Regions from separate parts of the Homo sapiens genome. Here regions 2 and 3 are each linked to region 1. Evidence: chromatin contacts called from ENCODE Hi-C or POLR2A ChIA-PET data. All regions are on one chromosome and are shown on one strand. The core of a region is the stretch at or near the end of the contact, and the rest is flanking DNA. Distances in the headings are between cores, read along the strand shown. Region 1 holds the start of CDIN1 (CDAN1 interacting nuclease 1). Region 2 overlaps CDIN1 (CDAN1 interacting nuclease 1). Region 3 has its middle 210 kb from the start of CDIN1.

What was found. Hi-C counts contacts between places; a loop is a spot of excess contacts on that map. ChIA-PET counts read pairs that join two places held with the same protein, here RNA polymerase II (POLR2A). Pooled maps may share reads with other maps.
Region 2: a map of endothelial cell of umbilical vein shows a loop between it and region 1 (5-fold over the local background). The contact joins the enhancer-like site here to the promoter of CDIN1 in region 1. A Hi-C loop is called at or near these places in 5 of 168 maps with a recorded cell type or tissue (Caco-2, PC-3, endothelial cell of umbilical vein and 2 more) and 2 of 50 pooled maps.
Region 3: a pooled map shows a loop between it and region 1 (2.4-fold over the local background). The contact joins the enhancer-like site here to the promoter of CDIN1 in region 1. A Hi-C loop is called at or near these places in 1 of 168 maps with a recorded cell type or tissue (tibial artery) and 1 of 50 pooled maps. POLR2A ChIA-PET finds 5 or more read pairs at or near these places in 2 of 52 experiments (HEK293T and Panc1).

The regions. Positions count from the first base shown.
Region 1 is chr15:36,577,803-36,582,003 of GRCh38, reverse strand. CDIN1 (CDAN1 interacting nuclease 1) reads right to left here and starts at 2,378. Exons shown (of 11, transcript NM_001321759.2): 1 at 2,043-2,378. The coding sequence starts at 2,143. RefSeq lists an enhancer at 2,140-2,259.
Region 2 is chr15:36,806,569-36,810,769 of GRCh38, reverse strand. CDIN1 (CDAN1 interacting nuclease 1) reads right to left here. Exons shown (of 11, transcript NM_001321759.2): 11 at 526-2,446. The coding sequence ends at 2,317. It also overlaps the pseudogene CSNK1A1P1. Among named protein-coding and RNA genes, the nearest start is that of MIR8063, 160 kb to the left of the region's middle. Within about 2 kb of position 1,794, at least 5 of the 41 ENCODE cell types and tissues checked have a DNase peak (open chromatin) inside an H3K27ac peak, as active enhancers do; they include prostate gland, where a contact is called at or near this core.
Region 3 is chr15:36,368,436-36,372,636 of GRCh38, reverse strand. No RefSeq gene overlaps it. Among named protein-coding and RNA genes, the nearest start is that of CDIN1, 210 kb to the left of the region's middle. RefSeq lists an enhancer at 1,936-2,105. Within about 2 kb of position 1,721, at least 3 of the 41 ENCODE cell types and tissues checked have a DNase peak (open chromatin) inside an H3K27ac peak, as active enhancers do.

The sequences.
Region 1 (4,201 bases), core at 1,129-3,628:
TAGAGATGATATTAACAAATGTAATTTTTTGATATTGTATAATGAAAGGTGACATTTGTAAGATCTGCACAACTCACAAGCAACATTTTACAAAGGAATAATGCACGATGATAACAAATCAGGCATGGGTAAAAGATCCATTCAAGTTCAAAATAGGCCAATGGATTGTAATGCAACAAGGTAACAATCACCTTGATGTGGTGATTCACCCACCTCAGCCTCAGGAGTAGCTGAGTAGCTGGGTCTAAAGGCACATGCCACCACACCCAGCTAATTTTTTGGATTTTTATTAGAGACGGGGTTTTGCTACGTTGCCCAGTCTGATCTGGAACTCCTGGCCTCAAGTGATCCTCCCATCTCGGCCTCCCAAAGCGCTGGGATTACAGGCGTGAGCCACCACACCCAGCCCTAAATAGCTCTTTAATCCCTTCTTTTGCGGATTAGTAGTTCAGCTCTCTCTAAATAAAGTTTCCTGTGGAAGGAGAGTTGTTATTTATTCCCTGTATGGCATTTGGGAGAAGTGAAAAAGATTTGAGTATATCATGAATAAGAAAGAAAAGAGCATAAGAGAATACACCAGACAGAAGGGAGGCTTTTGTAAGTGTTGATTAAAGTAACAGACACTTACTTATTATAGAGAAGACAAGGTATTTGCTAGAGAAAAGAACGAAAAAGAGAAAAAGAGGGAGAGGAAGAGAAAAAAAAGCAAAATTACAAGTGATTGCATACATAGTGAGAGGAGAATATCAAAATGTATGCTCTTTCTTAAAACTGCCCAGAAAAATCTACCTATTCCCTTGGCTGACCAGTCTTCACCCATTTCACTGTTCATGTGCAGAACTGGCAAGAGTTAATGACAGAAAATTAAATTATGTGTCAATTTTGTTCCTTCTTAGCAAGTCTGATAAAATACTAAAGGCTATAAAGGGATAAATATTGCCCTAAATCAAATCTGGATAATATTGAAAAGAGACTCCTTCATTTTACAGACTAGGAAAACCAAGTCCTTCAAAAAGCAAAGTCATAACAGAACTTAAACTTATGCTTCAATTTGTACTTTGATACCTATTATCCAATTACCTTTCTTTTCTCAAGAAATTACTTCTGTCGTGTTTGTTCAGGGACTGAATACGTCAAGGATGGGGAAGCTCTCCATTAGGAATAACCATGCTCAGTGCCACAAAACAAAATGGTACAGGTTTGGATTTGGTTTTTCATTAGGAAAAAAGTAAACAAACATTCTCTGCTTTTAACACAACATAAATACAGTGACCTGGTTGTCCTCAACTGGTTCCTCATGTAATGTTGGGGTCTCAGTTTCCACTTCATTAAAATGAGAAATCTACATAATTCCCAAAGTCCTTTCTTAGAAAGTTGGATAATTCTAAAATCGCTGAAAAAAGAAGTGTTTGGGGGAGGAAGTATGAAATACACCCGGAATGTGTGTATGCATAACATATATGGAGAAACTTTAGATCTGGTTGTTCAAATGGCCAATGACCCAAGAGTGGAATCCCTGGGTACCCTGCTCTCTGATTGGATTGAGAACCCTTGAGGTCACTTAATTCCACAGTTAACAGTACAAGCCACAGTCAAACAGTATGAAGCCGCTTTACCTCTATGCTCCCTTGTTTGTTTCCAACGGCCAATTGAAAAGGGTCCTCCATTTGCTCCTTTCGAATCTACAATTCATATTCCCACCCATCATTCATTCCTACTATCTGTCAATTAACCTCTGGTCATTTATGAAGCACCTACTATGTTCACCCATCACCTAGCACGTACCACGTTTTCCATAAATATCTGTTGACTTGAATTTAATTGCAAGGCCTTGGAAGGCTGCCATGAACTCACCGTTAAGAGTTTTGTGTGGAAGGCGAGTGAAAGAATAAACCTTTTTTCGCCAACCTCGACCTCCTAACGCCTGACACTGGTGTTCCTCCCCACTCATGTGTGACACGTGGTTCCTAAGCGCTGCCTGGGCGGCCCAGGCACTGCTGCTGCAGGCAAAGGGCTGTGAGAGGGGAGAGATGGACACTTACCTGGGAAACCTCTGCTTCAGCTTCCTCAGGCTCTGCCTGGTAGGCGGCACAGACACTAGGCACTGGGCTATCTCGTCGTACTGAGCTTTGGTCAGTATCATGTTGGGCCAGGGACCAGGAGGTGGCGGGAACAAGGAAAAAACACCCTGGGGCTCAAGTAGCCTTGGTGCCGAGGGATGAGGGGTAGGCAAAGCGGCACAGGCCCGGGTCCTCGCCTGCTTGGCTTGCCCCAATCCCCCCTGAAACACACCCCTAGCTGCAAAAGCGGGGCGGAGACTCGCCCGGTCCCAGGCTCCACCGGCACCTCCGCGGCGGGGACTGGCTGTACACCAGAGTGCCCTAGCTTGGCTTACTGAGCAGCCGCAGTGGTGCGCCGAAGGCAACTAGCCGCCATGTCAGTTAAGGGCAAACCAACCAGGAAGTAGCGGCCGCCCTTGGAAAGGCGCCGCGCCAGAGTTTCAGTAGGCAGGTAGGAATCCAGGGCATCGCCCACCTAGGATCAAAGGGTCAACAAGGGATGCTTTGTACTCTCCCAATTACTAGAAGCCAGGGCGGCCTGACGCACAGACCAGGCGGCAGGTCTCACGAGTGCCCCGCGATCCTTCAGCGTGAGCCCCCGAAAGCCCCTGCCAGAGCGCGCGATTTGAATACACTTCCTAACGCGCCAGTTTGAGCGCTCCTCGGAGCGTGGACTGGCCTGCCGAGAAACCATGTCTTCACTCTACCAAGTCTGTCATGGTCCGAGCAGGAAAACTCACTAGGGTCGCTGTAAACATAATTTGGCTTGTGTTGAGGAAGCCCTACAACTTCTGTACATCGCGTGGAAGGCAGTTTTGTCCTTGTTGAGAAACAGACTTGAAACAAATCCGACGTCATCAAACAGCCGGCAGTAAAGAATGTCACTTTTGGCCGGGCGCGGTGGCTGACGCCTGTAATCCCAGCACTTTCGGAGGCCGAGGCGGGCGGATCACGAGGTCAGGAGATCGAGACCATCCTGGCTAACACGGTGAAACCCCGTCTCTACTAAAAATACAAAAAATTAGCCGGGCGTGGTGGCGGGCGCCTGTAGTCCCAGCTACTCAGGAGGCTGAGGCAGGAGAATGGCGTGAACCCGAGAGGCAGAGCTTGCAGTGAGCCAAGATCGCGCCACTGCACTCCAGCCTGGGCGACAGCGAGACTCCGTCTCAAAAAAAAAAAAAAAAGTCACTTTCACTCCTTGCAGTTAGCTGCTCAAGGTCTAAAATCGCATCTTATTGTAACCCCAGTTCTCAGAAAATAGTAGGCGCTCAATAAATGTTTGGAGTAATGAGCCAATCTTTTTTTATTTTCTATATGTATTGTGAATGGATCTCAGTTCTCCTAAAGCAATTTGTTGGGATATCAGTCCCTCATTTAATCTCTTTTCTAAAATCTGTTTGGTTCTTAGAAGGTCATGTGTTGTGTTTCTCTTCTGATTTCAACAATTTAAGCAAACTAAAGCAAAGGTGCTTAGACTTTAGAGAACCTGTAAGTGGTTTAAAATTTTTCATCTGGAATAATGCCTGGGTTGGAAGTTTTAGATATACCTCCTTGAATAAATTCCTTAATCCATCGAAGCCTCATTTCTTTTGTCTGTAAAACTGATTTAATTCATGGAGGTGTTTTATTTGTGTATGTTTGATGTAGAGATGGAGTCTTACTCTGTCGCCCAGGCTGGAGTGCAGTGGCTCCATCGTGGCTCACTGCACCCTCGAACTCCTGGGCTCCAGCGATCTTCCCACCTCAGCCTCCCGAGTAGTTGGGACTACAGGCACATGCCACTACACCTGGCTAATTTTAAAATTTTTCTCTAGAGATGAAGTCTCGCTTTATTGACCAGGCTAGTCTCAAACTCCTGACCGGAAGTGATGCTCCAGCCTCTACCTCCCAAAGTACTGGGATTACAGGCATTAGCCACTTCGCCCGGGCATGGGCTGTTTTTAAGATTAACAGGCTGGTACAAATAAAAGATTATATAGCGTGGTGTCTAGAGGATAGTCTATGTGAAATATTAGGTTGGTGCAAGAGCAACTGCGGTTTTGGCCATAAATAAATAGGCTAAGTAAGACTACTTGATAAAAATGGACAGGGCGTTTACTAGGTATTGTTTTACAGGCTCCCCATGCACAGACTCGCTTAAT
Region 2 (4,201 bases), core at 545-3,044, 230 kb before region 1:
TTCTGGCTTTGCATAATTCATTAGCATAGTGTGCAGAATGCACCATAAAACAAGATTTGGCTTTAATGTTAATGTTCTAATGATGACAGCAATAAAAATAAGTTGTCATTCCGTGTCTACTTTCTGGGGCTGATGTTTATATTGTCTAAACTAAAAAAACCAGCAAGCAGACAATGCATAGAGATGGAACACAGACAAGTATTTTTAACAGAAAAAGAAACAAACCAAGGAGACTTTAAGCTTCCAGTTGGGAACATTACTCTCTTCTCTCCCATACAGCTCCAATTCAAAAGTAGTATAATTATCACATTAGTTTTTATGTGTGAAAAACTTACTTTTGACTAATTTGTAACCTTATTGTAGTGTGTACAGTTTACTGTTGGGTTCTTTCTCACTTTTAAGGGCCAGATTTTAAAGCCTCATTCATAAAGAGGAGGTAGTGCCTTTGCTAGGAACACCAATACCTTCTCACAACACATTATGTCAGGGCAGCAGGTAAAAGAATAAATACAAAACGCAAGTACCTTTTTTATTTTTTAATTTATTTGTTCACGTTCATCATAATAAATTTGTTTAATGTAAAATAAACAAATCCTTGACAAGGGTTTAACAGGATTTTCAACATCTGTGCAGATAAATGTAATTTATTCCTAAAGAAAAAACAGTTTAGAACATGCCAGGAAACCTGCTTTTAACATTTTTGTATAAAGTGTGTGTGTGTGTGTGTGTGTGTATCCAGGCAATACAGTAGTGGTTTCAAATCATTCTATTTCACTCAGAAGCCTGCATGATGAATTTTATACTGAAACAGAAGTTTGCCTGACCCTTCTTTAGCATTTCATCTTCTGCCTCTCTCTTTTGATTTAATGCACCCCACTCAGAGTTAAAATCCACACATGTTGGGACCAGGTTTGTGTCCTTCAAAAGGAAAAGCAGCAGGCATATTTTTACAAACCTTCTTTGGTAGAAAATAAACAAAGTATAAATGACATATTTAGTCTTTTGAAAAAAATCAAGCAATGTATATAAGTTAAAGCTGTCTGCAAAAATTACATTGTTGTTATTAGTATTTCCCATATCATCTATTCAACATTATAAAAGTTGTTATGTCAGCATGGCAGGGTGGCGGGGGCAAATATTTTACTAAATACGTTTTGGGTACAGATTAATATTCAACTTCCCAAAAGATAGGTTTATTATTAACTTACTGATGTTTCGCTTTAGACTGAAATCTGATTTGCAGTACATAAAAGTACACAAAAGTGAATAAATTAAAGTGAACAAATAGAAAAATCTCCTTTATTTTGCTTATTTAAAAATTGCTCCAGGTTTATTTCTGGCACACTCAGTTCATACAAAGCTAAACATTTCTAATGCTGAACTTACTCGAGTGTTTTATAATTACATGGTATAAAATGCATATACTAAGCAGTATACAGAATGTGCCTTTAAAAAACTCGACTCATAAAAATACTAGCTCACGTACATACTGACAACTAGCCATGTTTAAAAATAAACTCTCCTCAATGTTGGGTTGTCGCCTCTCGGCCCCCAATCTAAAGGAGTGTGGTTTCCAGGCACAATGGAACTAATACTTTCAAATAAGATAAATCTAAAATATGTGGTGTTCAAATAACATTATTAAAAGAGGAAATTCTCATCAAGTGTATTTTTGCACTTGGCTTACTGTCACAGAAGTCAGGAAGCCGTAAAGATTGAATATAGCAAACACACAGCATAGGCAGGCTGCCATCAAGGTCTTCTGGAGCTCTGCAGGTGAGTACAAAGGTGGCTTTGGACTTTGTGGCTTCAGCTTTCCTAGGTTTGCGCTAGATTATTCCACGATGGTAATGCAATGCTGGGTCTCTGTGAGTGCACATGAAGAGAAAGGGAGAGGGAGAGACAGTGAACGGAGGCTTAGGGAAAAAAAAATAAGAGGGTGATTCGGTAACTGGGAGGAGAATTGAAAAATCACACCTTTCAGTCTTCACATTTTTTCTTTTGTTCAGCATACAAGGATAAACCATCCGGAAGAAAGAAAGATTATGACTATCTATAAACTAATTGTTTGACAGAGACAGAAATGCTGATAATGAGTGGGTTGTGTCTGTAGTTCTTGGCTGTTCACATCAGCAAGGGATGAAGGAAAACAGAAACTCTTGATATGTTTGTCTAAAGAGGTAGTGGTGTGACTACGGGCAGCAAGAGTTCAGCTGAAGTTCAGGGCAGATGTTGCCAGGATCTTACAGTGCAGGAAAGTAAAATTGCTTCCGGATTCACCTTTTCCTCCCAGCTTCTCTTCCAGGATCTTCAGGGTCAAGCTATGCTGTGGCATAAGGTGACAATGTTCGTGGGGAAACAGGCTTTGAGCAGGATGCCCCTTTCCCGGTTGCAGTCCAGCTCCTGGATAAATCCATACCAATAGATGACTAAGCCTGGCCCAAATCTGTAAAAACACCAGAAAATAACACACACACATGGTATCAACAGAGCTCTTGAAAAAAGTCACCTTGGGGCACTGATAAGATGATTAAATGACAGGACTGCACAAAATTTTTGTTTTGGTTGCTACCATTGTGACTGAAAATAGCCAAACTTATACCAAAGAGTTCACATAACACACATACTACCTTCTCGGATGGATGTGTTCCCTTTCTTTCCAGAAACCTGAAGTATTTCAGATATGGAAACTCTGAATCTTACCTTTCAGTAAGGTGTTATGAGCTTGGGCTGATGTGACTACCTAGCTGATGGAGGACAGATTCACAGTGCAAACAGGAATGAGCTGGGGAATGCCAGCCTTGGGATTTAAGTCTAACATTTAATGGTACTATTTAAAAAATTAAACTTGCCTAATAGCAACTAAGAAAAATAAAAGAATGTTTGAAAACAGAATTTAAAAAAATGCAACAACTTATGGTCCTCTTCTGGCTATACTGTTCTACTTATGCACCCATTGGGCTGGAAGTACCTCCTGTCATCCATATGACACACTGGGTCCCTTTACTCTCTGCATTACAACTTCTTTAAGTGTGGACACAGCATAAAGTTTGGTCATTGGTGCTTACGGAAATGAGGAATAAGGTCATATAGGCTTGTGACAAAGTATAGATCGCTACGGGCTTAATAAAACCTCAGCATTTCTAAGTTGTGCCCTCTGAATTATCTGCAATTTTGTTAGCAGTGACTGATCCCCGCCAGGCAGACTCAGGAAGTGGCCCTATGGACTACTTCACCCATCAGGAAGTTGAGACCTTTAGGCTGGGTTCATAAAGATGTAATCACTATCAATCACTGCACACAGAGAGATGTTTTGCACATCAGTTTCACGTTTTTCCTACCGAGGGCACTTAATTAAAGGGCAGCACTACTTTTGGTGTAGTGTTGCAGGAATTTTACAGTGAAATAATAAATTATGAATGTTGGGTTAGTAAAAGCATGTCTAAAAACAGAACTGCTTTCTGTATTCTAACATTACAGCAGGCTGAACCATGCTAGGCCAAAAAGCTTTTGCCTTCCATGATTTATTATATGCTGTAGTGTACTTGCCAAAACTAACAATACAGGATGGGCTGCGAGATACTGTATGCACAGGGACAAGTTCAATTGGATGTCACGGCCTGGTTTATTTGGGGATCCACATTAGTGGGGTAGCCAAGTTGTATTCAAGATTATTTAAAACTTTGGGATTCCCCTCTGTGCAGGTACAGAACCATGAGATGGCAGCTCATCACTTGATCTTGTTCTAGAAGATGTAGGAACTGGGTATAATTAGAAGCCTTGGAGCACCAGGCCCACTGAGATTTATCAGCTGCAGATGTTCTCTTCTTCCTCAGCATCCCCAAAGAAGAGATTCCTTTGGGGTCAGTAGAATTAGGCTACCTGTGCACAGGTGTGTGGGTCCCCAGGCTCAAATGCATACAAGACGAAGCTCACACCTGCAGAAGAACTTGCTTCCATTTAACCGAGGGTTTCTTAGTAACTTTTAATCACAAACACTTGTCTGTAATTGGAACATAAACCATTGGTACCTTTATTTTACAAAGAGCTCTATGATTAGTGTCAAATGATCTCAGATTTGTCAAAACAAGTCTGGCAAGAACAGAAAGATTTGTGATTCTGTGGACCATGTCTGAGAAGCCACAAACCTTCCCATCAGTGAAGCACCCCTGAGTCACGGCCTTGACAGATCTAACATTAA
Region 3 (4,201 bases), core at 472-2,971, 210 kb after region 1:
AGCTTTCTCATAAAGAACAAGCACCATAAAAAAATAAAAAGACTCAACTTTTCTTTCAAAACTGGAAATACAGTAATATCTTATTTTCATATCTTATTATGTAACTAGGACTACTAGGACTACAGAAAAAATTGTTGTTAGAGGCAATGAATATTTTCCAAAATCCAAACAACGCATGCATATTGTCACTCACCTAAAGGACCTTATCTATCTGGTATTGATTCTGCATGAGCTTGCAACTTTCCATTAACAACAGATGCAGAGACACTAGAATAGGGACTAACATTTATTAAGATGCTATTCTCAAGGCTATTTTTCATTTTAGAGATGAAGCAGAGGGTGTGAGCCATATTTGTTTTGCTCACTTTTTATCCTTGTCACCAAGAGCAGTACTTGGCACTCATTAGTGCTCGGTACATACTTGGTGATTAAAAAAAAATTCTGAGGCATGGATGACAAAGTTGGATTTAAACTGGAGTTACGTGATTCCAGGATAGAGACTATAAAGATATAGGAATTTCTATATCTTTAAACAGTCATATCAAAGAGACTGATGTTCATATCACATGATTATAGACATAGAAAAAACTGATCAAATAGAAATTAAAAAAACATTGTTTCTGCGTTTTTATAAAGTAAGCATTTTATCAGTAAATATTTAAAATGTTACAGAAAAAATATTTTTAAAGAGGCAAACTTTAAAAATCTTTCTAAATAAGGTTTGTGCAAAACAATTAGAAATGCCACTTGCAATCTAAGTTTATCTGCCAATTTGAGACTTAATGATTTTTGCTTATCTTAGGATTTTTTTTTCTGCCAGTTATCCCTTGTTTCTCTTAAAAATCTGGAAACTGGATTGGTATCAGTACTACAGTATGTGCCAATCAATGATCAAGTTTACAAAGTGTTGCTTCCTGGCTATAGCATGTACATTCTTTTTGGTTGGTTGATGATTCATTAGGTTATATGAGTAAAAATAGCCAATAAGATGACATCTTCATGTATTTTCCCAGATTTTACTTATAAATTAAGTACATCATTTCTCCAAAGCTAAATGAAATTTCTTATCTAATTCCTATGACTCTTTTAGGAAGTTTGAATTAACAATAAATGAAACAATATTCTTTTCCTTTATCTCAAGGACTTCATTTGAAATAAAATTTCTTAATTTCTTTTTGCACCATTTTTATGGCCTCCTCAGTTTGTGTGGCATCCTTAAATTCCTTGTTGCACCTGACAAAAGGGATGATCCACCCTTTTCTTCTTTCTTTTTTAAATTAATTTTTATGTGGTTTTCAGATGAGAAAGGATGCAGTATTACCTTGACTGCCTGCCATAATATAAAATGCAGTAAAATGTACAGCTGGTGACAGTCTATTTAGAATTTTTAAATGAAATATAAAGAAAAAGACCAGGTGCTTAATTTTTACATGCTGCATTTCATTTTAAAAATTCATGGTACCTTTTTGAATAATTTTTACTCATGCAGATGTTCTGAATATTGGAGACAGACGTTTATTTCCTTGGTTCCCATTTCACATTAAGCTTTTGCACAAAGAAGGTGGGTTGAATGGCTATATTATTTGTGAGTCAGGATTCCAAGGATAATTATTCTGAGATAATTGTCAAATGACTCATGGCAAGACCTTTCAATGATGTGTTCCTTGTTTTTTTTAGTTCAGATCTGGAGGATAATGGTTGTTTAACATATTGGAAAGGAACTTTAGGCTATTTGAGAAGAAATATATGTCAGGAGGAATGTGTTGACTCAAAATAATAGATAAACTCATTTGTATTATTTGTTAGAGGATGAATCATTGCTTTAAGAACTGTGTGTCACATATTTCAGAATTGTGAAATTCCCAAATATCAAAGTTGCTTTTTCTTTTTTGCCTGACAAACATTATGAGAAATTCAGTCTGAATTACTTAGAATTAAGTGCTTAGAAGTTATAATGATTCTTTAAGCTTTGTCCCCCAAATTACAAATATATCAAAAATCTCAACCAATGTCCTACCCGTTAGATAAAATGTGGAACATAGCTGGATAGCTTACAGGGACATATGACTGATATTCATGGGTAATCCATGTATTTAAGTGATGATTTACCAGTTTGGTTAATGAATGAATAGGCAAAGGACATCAGGATATGTCTTGTGAGTGATTATCATTATCAGTAATGATGAAGATGAATTCATTGTGAATTAGGTTACTTCCTGTATTTAATAATATTCATTTTTCAAAGTTATATCATTCTGGAAAGGAAAAATTACTAATGGAGTTCCATTTGACAAATTATCTTCTAGTAATAAATTGTAATGCACAGTATCATTTTAAAAAGAAGTATTTGCTCACTGCTATTTATTCTCCCCATGTTGACCCTACTAACAGGAAGAATACATATGCCTGGGAAAGACAGATCCCGTTGGGCTTTGTCTACCTCTGTTTCTCATTAATCGATTCAAGTTGATGTTTAAAAAAATTTTCAAAAAGAATGTCCATTGTCTTAAATGACTGCATATTCTTGCTATTCATAAATTTCATTCTGTTTTCCTGAATTACCCCAAAAAAAGGCAGTTTTCCTGTTGAGGTTAATTTGGGATATGTAAAATAACCTCATCCTCTAAAAAACAAGGCTGAAATATTTTATCCTGACTATCAGTGACAGTCATTTGTTTTTCACTATATTTAGATTTTCTCAGTATTCTTCATAAGTCATAAGTTGAACAGGATTGTGTTCTCATTTTGGTATAATATAAGGCTGCTGGAAGGGAAAAGAGAAATACACAAAACTAAAACCGTCAATTAAAAAAAACAAAAAAAAATTTGTTCATTATTTCTGGTCTCAGTTACCACACCGTTGCTAAAAGCAACTCCAGGTGGTACGTTACTCTGATTAGTTTCATCCCTGATTGTAAATGGTGCCCCAAACGTTCTTGGGCATGTAACAAACCATTCATGCTAATATAAACAGTTTGTGTAAGTGTGTGGGAGGTATACAGTTGAATTAGTTCTGTGTCTTCCTAAACATTTGACATCTACACCAAACACAACACATTTTCATCATTTTCAATATGGCCCTAGGAAGGATAATATTCCTTCAGCTTTCTCTGTCTTGTAAGAAGAAACAAAGTCTTTTGTTGTTTTCCCTCATTAATTGATTATTTCATGTCTCAATGATAGTGTTGTTGTGCAGGGTGGGAAGGGGAGTGATCACTGTGGAATAGTAGAGCAGTGCATTGTGTAGTTTTGATGTTAATTGTAGGCACAAGTTCACTTATTACAGAACCAAGTGAGAAAGGCTGGGAGGGAAGAGGAAATAGCACAGGTTCTGTAATCACACATACTCACAGACACACACAGGAATCACCTAAAGTAACAAAAAAGCAGTAAAAAGTAAAACCAACAAATTCTGCCATGAAAATTCTCAAATTTCACATTTTTCCTGAATAAAGAATGAACATATGAGAGAGCATATTAAAAATTATAAGTGCTCAAAATCCCAGGTATGGAAAAATATATATTAACAACTACCATAATTGCAAAATATTTTGCTTTTTACATCAATGCTGGCAGGACATCAATATTGCTAATGTTTGCAATTTCGGGGGAGCAAGGGTGGAACAGAAAGATATATGGAAGAAACTGAGCTTGTAAGTAGTATAGGTAATTGCCTCCTTGCCATATTTCTTTCAGGAAATAAATAAAGTGATGTTTTTGTGCTGATTCTTTTTTTTTTTTTTTTTTTTTGGTGAGACGGAGTCTCGCTCTGTCGCTCAGCCTGGAGTGCAGTGGTGCAATCTGGGCTCACTGCAAGCTCCGCCTCCCGGGTTCACGCTATTCTCCTGCCTCAGCCTCCCGAGTAGCTGGGACTACAGGCGCCCGCCACCGCGCCCGGCTAATTTTTTGTATTTTTAGTAGAGACGGGGTTTCACCGCCTTAGCGAGGATGGTCTCGATCTCCTGACCTCGTGATCCGCCCGCCTTGGCCTCCCAAAGTGCTGAGATTACAGGCGTGAGCCACCGCGCCCGGCCTGTGCTGATTCTTAATACAACCAAATAGCCTTTGTTTTTAAAAGAGAAAGAGAAAGTAGAATTTCACCTTAATGGAATTAAATAAATGTGTGTGTATGTGTATATGTATATGTATATGTATATATGTATGTAAATATATGCTTAGCTGAATAAACATAATGGCCACT